Linked DNA regions of Homo sapiens: region 1 is linked to region 2. Evidence: read pairs that join two places in POLR2A ChIA-PET (ENCODE). Cell type or tissue: A673. All regions are shown on one strand. Each heading gives the region's core, and the rest is flanking DNA. Links, peaks and the distances in the headings are about the cores only. Region 1 has its middle 99 kb from the start of JADE1. Region 2 has its middle 5.3 kb from the start of JADE1.

The links. ChIA-PET counts read pairs that join two places held together with the same protein. Peaks named below come from ENCODE experiments on the same cell type or tissue, not always from the same donor. Only the 100,000 strongest peaks of a DNase experiment are listed, where the experiment ranks them.
Region 1: POLR2A ChIA-PET joins it to region 2 with 5 read pairs; 2 of 35 experiments call an interaction of 5 or more read pairs at or near these places.

What each region holds. Positions count from the first base shown.
Region 1 is chr4:128,708,891-128,713,285 of GRCh38, reverse strand. No RefSeq gene overlaps it. Among named protein-coding and RNA genes, the nearest start is that of JADE1, 99 kb to the left of the region's middle. In A673, for the core only: no CTCF peak of the experiment used is centred there; a DNase peak (open chromatin) is centred at 1,665.
Region 2 is chr4:128,802,216-128,806,610 of GRCh38, reverse strand. No RefSeq gene overlaps it. Among named protein-coding and RNA genes, the nearest start is that of JADE1, 5.3 kb to the left of the region's middle. RefSeq lists an enhancer at 3,067-3,986. In A673, for the core only: no CTCF peak of the experiment used is centred there; no DNase peak of the experiment used is centred there.

The sequences.
Region 1 (4,395 bases), core at 123-4,122, 93 kb after region 2:
CAGCAAAACAAACTGCCACACTGATTATGATGGAAAGTTACCAAAGTAATTAGGGTACTGATCTTTTGTTCTCCCAGGCAGCATTCTCAAAAGTCTTGAGGACTTTTTTGTTCTTCACTTGGCTAAATGTAGAAAAGTTTCTTGTTTGACTGTAATAATGTTTCAGTTTTCTAGGTAGGAGGTGTTTTTCCTGATTTCTAATAAGTATCAAATTGTTGTAATTACATTATTTGCAGTTTATGCTCCTCAGAACTTGTTAGGGCTTCTTCCTTCCTCTGACACTGAAACTTAACTTTCAAAAATTGTTCTTTCTTTTGATATCCAAGGAAAATAATTTGAATGATGATGCTACAGTGGTTTGGACTTTTAGGTTCCTTTTTCTCTTTGGATTACAAGGTTGACACTTAAAAAAAAATCTATGGGCCAGGCATGGTGGCTCACTCCTGTAATTCCAGCACTTTGGGAGGCCGAGGTGGGCAGATCACCTGAGGTCAGGAGTTCGAGACCAGCCTGGCCAACATGGAGAAACCCGTCTCTACTAAAAATACAAAAATTAGCCAGGCGTGGTGGCATGTGCCTGTAATCCCAGCTACTCGGGAGGTTAAGACAGTAGAATCGCTTGAACCCAGGCGGCGGAGGTTGTGGTGAGCTGAGATCGCACCATTGCACTCCAGCGTGGGTGACAGAGTGAGACTCCATCTCAAAAAACAAACAAACAAAAAACACAACTATGACTATTGTGGGCCTTCACAACTCTGAGACATCTCAGAGTAAGTTGACAAGCTTTTGTTGGCCAAAGAATGGGAGTTCCCTAGGACATCTGATTCTGTGAAGCTGTTCAGTAAGTTGGGAATTTTATCTGGAGCACAAAGTACCCAAACCCATTTTTTAAGTTAAGAAAGTGTGGTTTTTAAAAAAAATAGATTCACAAAATCTTAGACACACTTCTATGATTTGAATGTTCGTATCCTCTCCGAATTTTATGTTGAAACTTGCTTCCCAATGTAACAGTATTAAGAGGTGGGGCTTTTAGGAGATGATTAGGCCATGAGGGCTTCACTTTCATGGATAGGATTAAGGCCTTTATAGAACTTGAAGGAATGGGTTGGTCCCTTTTTGCCTTTCCATTTCTTCTGCAACATGAGGACACAGCATTCATCCCCTCCAAAGTGCCCAGCAACAAGGCACCATCTTAGAAGAAGAGATTGGGCCCTCATCAGACATCCAACCTGCTAGTGCCTTGACCTTAGATTTCCAGCCTCCAGAACTGTGAGAAATAAATTTCTATTCTTTATAAATTACCCAATCTCAGGTATTTTATTATAGCAGCTGGAAGAGACTAAGACACACACCTCCTTCAAAAGCTGTAGCCTAATTCCTCTCCCTTTGAATGAATGTGGGCTGGACTTAGTGAACTGCTTCTAATGAATAGAACATGGTAGAAGTGATGTCATGTTATAGCCAATGCTAGGTTATAAAAAGGATTATTTCTGCCTGGCTCTCACTCTAGTAGATCACTTGCTCCGGGGAAAGTCAGTTGCTAGGTCATGAGAGCACTCAAGTAGCCCTGAGAGAGTCTATGTGGAGAAAATCTGAGCCCTGCCCCCAAATCCAAGTCACGTGTGTGAGCCATCTTGAAAGGGGATCAAACCTTCAGATGACTGCAGCCTCAGCCAATAGCTTGATTCTAGTCCCATGAGAGACCCCAGGCACCCACTTAAGCTGCTCCAGAACTCCTGACTCATAAAACTGTCAGAGATAATAAATGTTTATTGTTGTTTTAAGCCACTAAGTTTTGGGGAAATTTGTTATGCAATAATAGATAATGAATACAGGCAGCAATTAGCAGAGGATACTGTTCTATTCTTGAAACCCTCTAAATGAAAATAACAATTAATGTACAATCAGATAATTATTTTTCCCCAGCTATTTACATTTTATTCTCATTCATTTGAATCACAGAAATTCCACCAAAAATGCTCAGAATCTCTACTTTTCCTTGCATCTGTACACATTTGAAAGGTTGATATGTATTATTTGCATGTGAATGCACGGATGTGTATGAAATAGGAACACCAACAAATAATAATAATAATAAAAAGAAAGGAAGAAAACTGAAAGTGAGGTACAAGAGGTACAAGCCCCCTATTCTCTTTAAATATTTTATACCTTTTATCTTTTCTGAAATACTTTTTTGTCTTGGAGAAAAAGCTTCCAAGCATGCCGATTGCTGTGGCTCAAGGTCCTAGCTTACTGTAGGACCTCTTGCTCCTTAAATGAATTTCTGGTAAGTCCTCATCTTTTGCCCTCTGACAAAAGTATCTTCTATGGCACAGATCTGAGTGTATCACCTTTTCACTTAAAAATTTTCAAAAGTTACTTATTGTATACTAGATTGAGGTCTGTCATTCCCCTGTAACACCCACCCCAATGCCTGCCCCACATACATAGTTGTGTACAGAGCTCAAAACAGGACATGTCTGGGAGAATGCTTTATAAGCTGTAAGGCATAGACAAGTATGAGGTATTCTTCTCCTTAACATTCTGTAATACCTCATAAAGTCTCCCATTTTCTAGGAGATTAGAATCTGCTGGCAGCCTGGGTTTAGTAGTATCTTTCTTTTTGGTGATAAGGTTTACTGGAGTCTTTTGAATTAACTGCTCTTTCCTACATAGCACAAAACCACTATATTTTCCTATCCCTTTGCCAATCTTTTTTGTTTGTTTGTTTGTTTGTTTGTTTGCTTTGAGACGGAGTTTTGCTTCTGTCACCCAGGCTGGAGTGCAGTGGCGCAATCTTGGGTCACCATAACCTCCACCTCCTGAGTTGAAGCGATTCTCCTGCCTCAGCCTCACAAATAGCTGGGATTACAGGCATGTGCCACTGCCCTCAGCTAATTTATCTATTTTGGTATAGACGGGGTTTCGCTATGTTGGCCAGGCTGGTCTCGATCTTCTGACCTCAGGTGATCCAACTGCCTCGGCTTCCCAAAGTGCTGGGATTATATGCGTGAGCCACTGCACCTGGCCTCCTTTTGCCAATTTTAATGATGAACTTGGAAATCTCTACTCATTTTTTGTTTCAAGAGAATTTCGAAAGCAAAGGCAAGTTCAACTCCTGTGAAGTTGGCTGTTAATGTAATCTATCTGAAATGGTGGATGGGAGTTGATGAATAGCATCTTTCTGCAAACAAGCAAACCATGAATTTCGTAAGTTTTAGGTCAAGCTGAAATTATATAAGGCCAATCATTTTTCAGCATTTCATTAACTGGGTGGGATCTTTGGTAATTTTTTGAATCTGTGCCAGTTACTAAGTTTTTTCTTTTTCTTTTTGTTTGTTTGTTTGTTTTTAGGCAGAGTTTCGCTCTTGTTGCCCAGGCTGGAGTGCAATGGGGCGATCTCGGCTCACGGCAACCTCTGCCTCCCGGGTTCAAGCGATTCTCCTGTCTCAGGCTCCCGAGTAGCTGGAATTACAGGCATGCGCCACCACGTCTGGCTAATTTTGTATTTTTAGTAGAGACAGGGTTTCTCCATGTTGGTCAGGCTGGTCTCGAACTCTTGACCTCAGGTGATCCACTCGTCTCGGCCTCCCAAAGTGCTGGGATTACAGGCGTGAGCCACTGCGCCCGGCCCTCCAGTTACTAAGTTTTTACTCTCAACTTTAAATCCCAGTCTTTGATATTCTGCTTTGCCAGTGGCTTCCCTTTAGGCTGTGTCAACAGTGGGTGCAGAGAGACTGCTAGGCTGTGGGAGGAAGAAGGGACTTGATCCTTCCTGTCTGTTTTCTCGTTGCTTCTTGTTTGGCTTCCTGTCTTCTTGTGCATCCGGTGAGCTTTGCTCCAGCAACACCTCTTCCTCCCTGAAGCAGCAGTTCCTTCCCATAGCAGCAGCTGAATCCACCTTGTAATTTTCCAACACCTGCAGAACCAGCTTCACCCCTGCCTCACCACCCACTAGCACCCAGCTGGTGGGGGCTTCTTCCTTACATGCCTGAGTTTCAGCTTTCTCTAAGTTTTGACGTTTTAATAATTCCAATATCTTGCCTGGCTCTTTCCAGCCCTAGAAGTGTATGGTAGCCAAGTGAATGTCCCTCATAGAACTTCAACTATAAGGAGTATAATTAGGGTTGCTGGATTTAGCAGATAAAAATAATGAATTAAATTACAGTTAAATTTGAACAACAAATAATTTTTTATTGTATGTATATACTATGCAATATTTGGGACAAACTTATACTACAAATTTCTTCGTTGTTTATCTGAAACTTAAATTTAACTGAGTGTCCTACATTCTATCTGGTAATCCTAATTACCAGATAGTGTAATAGTGTCCTACATTCTATCTGGTTACCTAATTACACTTAGGTAACCCTAAGTGTAATTGACCAAGGGCCC
Region 2 (4,395 bases), core at 97-4,096:
ATTCTATATATCCTGTACATTCTGCTGTAGTCATAAACAGTTTAATTATTTTCTTCCATAATAATGGGTTTTTATGAAATAGAAATTTGGATATTTATATTCATATTCCTGATTTTGAAACCAGACTTGATTAAACCTCTGAATGTTTACTTAGTCATTTCATCTACTTCTCTGTAGGTAAAGAATTATAAGGCCTTGATAAGAGATTCAGAATTGTTCATATTTGAAATGAAGGGATGCATACACTAAAGTCCTGTATTATCTCATTCCTTTAGGGAAATGAGCAAGAAATTCTTACTGGCAAATACCACTGTCAGTTGGTATACATTCCAACGAGATAATTTTTTTTTTTTTCAAGATCAGGGTCTCACTCTGCCACCCAGGCTGGAGTTCAGTGGTCCCAACATGGCTCAGTGCAGCCTCCACCTCCAGGCCTCAAGCAATTCCCCCACCTCAGCCTCCAAAGTAGCTGGGAACACAGGCATGAACCACCACACCTGACTAATTTTTCATATTTTTTGTAGAGACAGGATTTCACCGTGTTTCCCAGACTGGTCTCAAACTCCTGAGCTCAAGCGATCCGCCCTCCTCGCTCTCCCAAAGTGCTGGGATAATAGGCGTGAGCCACTGCGCCTGCACCCAGAGAGAAGAATTTTTTTTTTTTTTACTGTAAAAGGGCAATCTTGGATAAAATGGGTTGTATCCTAAAAGTTTATTTGCATGTACTTTAATTTTTTTGGAATTTTGTGCCAAAAATGTCTTGTTACTAAAGAGGGCTTAGATTGTTGTTTTTAAAAATAATTCTAATAACTAAATGATAAAAAATAACTTTTTATTTTTCAACCAGGCGTGGTGGCTCACACCTGTATTCCCAGCACTTTGGGAGGCTGAGGCGGGTGGATCACTTGAGGTCAGGAGTTTGAGACCAGCCTGATCAATATAGTGAAAACCCATCTCTACTAAATATAAAAATTCGCTGGGCGCGGTGGCTCACGCCTGTAATCCCAGCACTTTGGGAGGCCAAGGCAGGCGGATCACAAGGTCAAGCGTTCAAGACCAGCCTGGCCAACATGGTGAAACCCCGTCTCTACTAAAAATACAAAAATTAGCTGGGCGTGGTGGTGCATACCTGTCATCCCAGCTACTTGGTAAGCTGAGGCAGAAGAATTGCTTGAACCCGGGAGGCGGAGTTTGCAGTGAGCTGAGATCTTGCCGCTCTACTCCAGCCTGGGTGACAGACCGAGACTCCATCTCAAAAAAAAAAGAAAAAAAAAAAAGAAATTACCCAGGCGTGGTGGCGCATGCCTGTAATCCCGGCTACTTGGGAAGCTGAGGCAGGAAAATCGCTTGACCCAGGAGGCGGAGGCTGCGGTGAGCCGAGATTGCACCATTGCACTGCAGCCTGGGCAATGAGAGCGAAACTCCATCTCAAAAAAATAATAATAATAACTTTTTATTAACTTTGTTGAGTAATATTGTATGAGGGAGGGATGTAGTTCAAAGAGGAATAAGGACATATAATTCTTTTTTGTTTTTTAACACCCCTTGTCCTAATGTATGGTACATATAATTCTGAACAAGAAAAGTTGAGAGCCACAGTCAACACCTATCTGAACTCCGTGACACAGGAGATGAAGGGTAAGAGATTAGGACTAGAATTCCTTGTCTGACCTGTTGGTGAAGTCACCAGTCCTTAACAACATTTTAGCTCCTCCAGGCAGGTCATTACAACCTCCAAATATATGGAATATTTGTTTCTTGTTGGTGTCAGTACCAACTAAATTACTTTCTTCTTGAGATTCTTTCTTCCCCTTCTTTTTGTTTTCCTTTGCTTGCTTTTCATTTTGGTTGTTTTAATTTTGTTGATTTCCATACTTTTAGTGAAAGTAAAAATGTCAAAGAGAAGTAAGTATGAAATGGGATAACAGGAGATAATTCCACCAGATGGAAATGACCAAAGCTGAGGAGGTTCAAAATAAGTAAAGCTCTTCCCTAATCATGAAAGGAATACATGATAATGAAATTTTGAAAATTTAGAAAAATGAAGTAATAAAACTCAACCATATGGATAACTATTATAAACATTGTCCATTTTTTGGTCTTTTTTCTATGCATTTTTCCTAAAATTGGAATGATGCGACACATTCCATTTTACATCCTTCCTTTTCACTTACATCTTTCAATTTTTCCATTTGGGTATTAAATACTTTTATGCAATGTTTGTGCATTTCAGGTCTTTGACCCCCTCTGTGTTATTATACCTTCCTCCACAGGTTACTTTGGCTATTCATTCTCATAGCTACTCTCCCTGGACCTTGTCAACTACTGGAAATTTCTGCCATCTTTATTATCAAACTCAAGTATCTCCCATTTTGACCACTACCTTTCAGATTTCCAAAGTCTATACATCCCACCTTACCCTTCTTTTTATCTGAAAGTCCTCTGATCTACCCCTCCAGCCTTTTCTTACCAACAACAGAACGGATGTAACTCATAAGGTCTCTAATCAGCAGCAGCAGCACCTGAGAACTTGTCAGAAATGCATTATTTCCAGCCCCACCCCAGACCTACTGAAACAGAAAGTGGGATCCGGCAATCTGTGTTTTAACAACCCTTCCTGGTAGTTCTGATCCACACTCAATCAGAAAAACACTTATGTAGGTCTCACTCCCACCTACCACCTCTAACCAACTGTTTTCTGAACTTTCTTGTCTAATGTTTCTTCATTCCTCAGACAAATGTGTTAAGCAATTAGTATGTCCCAGGCACAGGGCTGGCTAGGCACTGGAGACAAGGTAAAACAGGCAAGTAGGCCTATTCTTTGTCCACGGGCCAGTAGAAAATATTAAAAAGTGATTTCAATAAACTCCAGGGTTTGGGGGAGGCATATAGCATACACCTGATCTGCCTGGTGGGAAGAGGGTGGTCAGAGAAGACGTCAGTCTAAAAATAAGTGACACTAAAGCTGAAACCCGAAGGCATCAGCCAGGTGAGGAGGAGGAGGATGGGGGCCAAATGTTGACTTTTTACAAGCCCTTTGGCTTCAGGGTAGGGAACTGGATGGGTTGGGAGGGCGGCGGGTTTGTAGACTGGAGAGAGTAAGCCTAGTTAGGAGGCTAGATGACAGTTGAAGGCAGGCTGAACTATCATTGTTGATTGTGGAGTGCAGATAGGCAAACAAACCACCCTGTGATGAGGGCATCGTTAACACTGTCTCAGCTCTTCAGAGGCCTCCAGCTCCCCCAGTTCTGGAGCTGCTGCTCTAAGGGGTACCTGGGGGATGTCTCTGGGGTTTACAGAGTCCCTGGGGCATGTCAGGAGGGTGTCCACAAGGCAGAGGCAGTGTTTGGGGCAGAAAGCAACATGTAGGGGAAACAAGCAAAGCTCCTGATGGGCAGTGAGTAGGTGGAAGTCCTGGTACAGGGGGATCCAAGTCCTCTCCCAGCACCCAGAGCTGAGGCTCAAGCAGCATGGCTGAGCAGAGGAGGCCTCCCTGACGGTGCGTGGGGAGGACTCGGGCCCCTCATAGGGGTCCTGCTCCAACCCCTCTTCTTCCAAAAGGCCTGGATCAGATCCCAGGACTCCCTAGCATCCTGGGGTCACCACCCCATAGTTTCTTTATCCCTCCACCTGAAAGCTTCATTTTTCCCCACTTTCTTCCACAATTCACCTTAATGGCCCATTATAACCTGAGCCCAAATCATTAGCAAATGAAGAACCAGGTTCACTTTTCTCTAAGGCAGAGCTGGCTTGGTGGGGAGGCGGGAGAGGAAGCAGGGAGGGAGGTACTCTCCCACTGGTTTAGTTCTAATGTTAATGAAGCAAAAAAAAGGAGGTAAAGCAGCTAAGTTTCTGTGTTAAAACTGCTTGAAAATTCACTTTTGTGTGTGTGTGCATGTCGGAGGGAGTGTGTGTGTTTCTGCCACGAAACATATTTAAATGTAGATAAGACTTGATGGGTTAGATGTCAGAGATGAAGGAGAAGTTGGAGTAAAAGATGACTCCAAAGTCTGTGGCTTAGAGAACTGAGTGGATTTCTTTTTTTACTCAACCAACAGTTGCTCATTGAGCACTGAGTTCAGGATCTATAATGGTAGACACAAATCCACCCCTGTCTTTCTAGTGTTTACTTTTATTCTCGGAGACAGTGGGAATATGATGAGTTCAATTTGAGGTGCCCAGGAGACACCCAATTGAAGATGCCCCAGAAGGCAGATGGGAACCAGAAGAAATCTGGTACTGGAGAGAAAGGCTGGGTTGCAAATATTGGATTAGGAGCCATCAGCATAGAGAGATTAACTGAGGCCACCAGAGTGGATGAGATCAATAGGACGTTTCCATAAAGTGAGAAGAAAACAGAGCCTAGGCTAGAAACTAAAAAGAAGCATTTAAAGA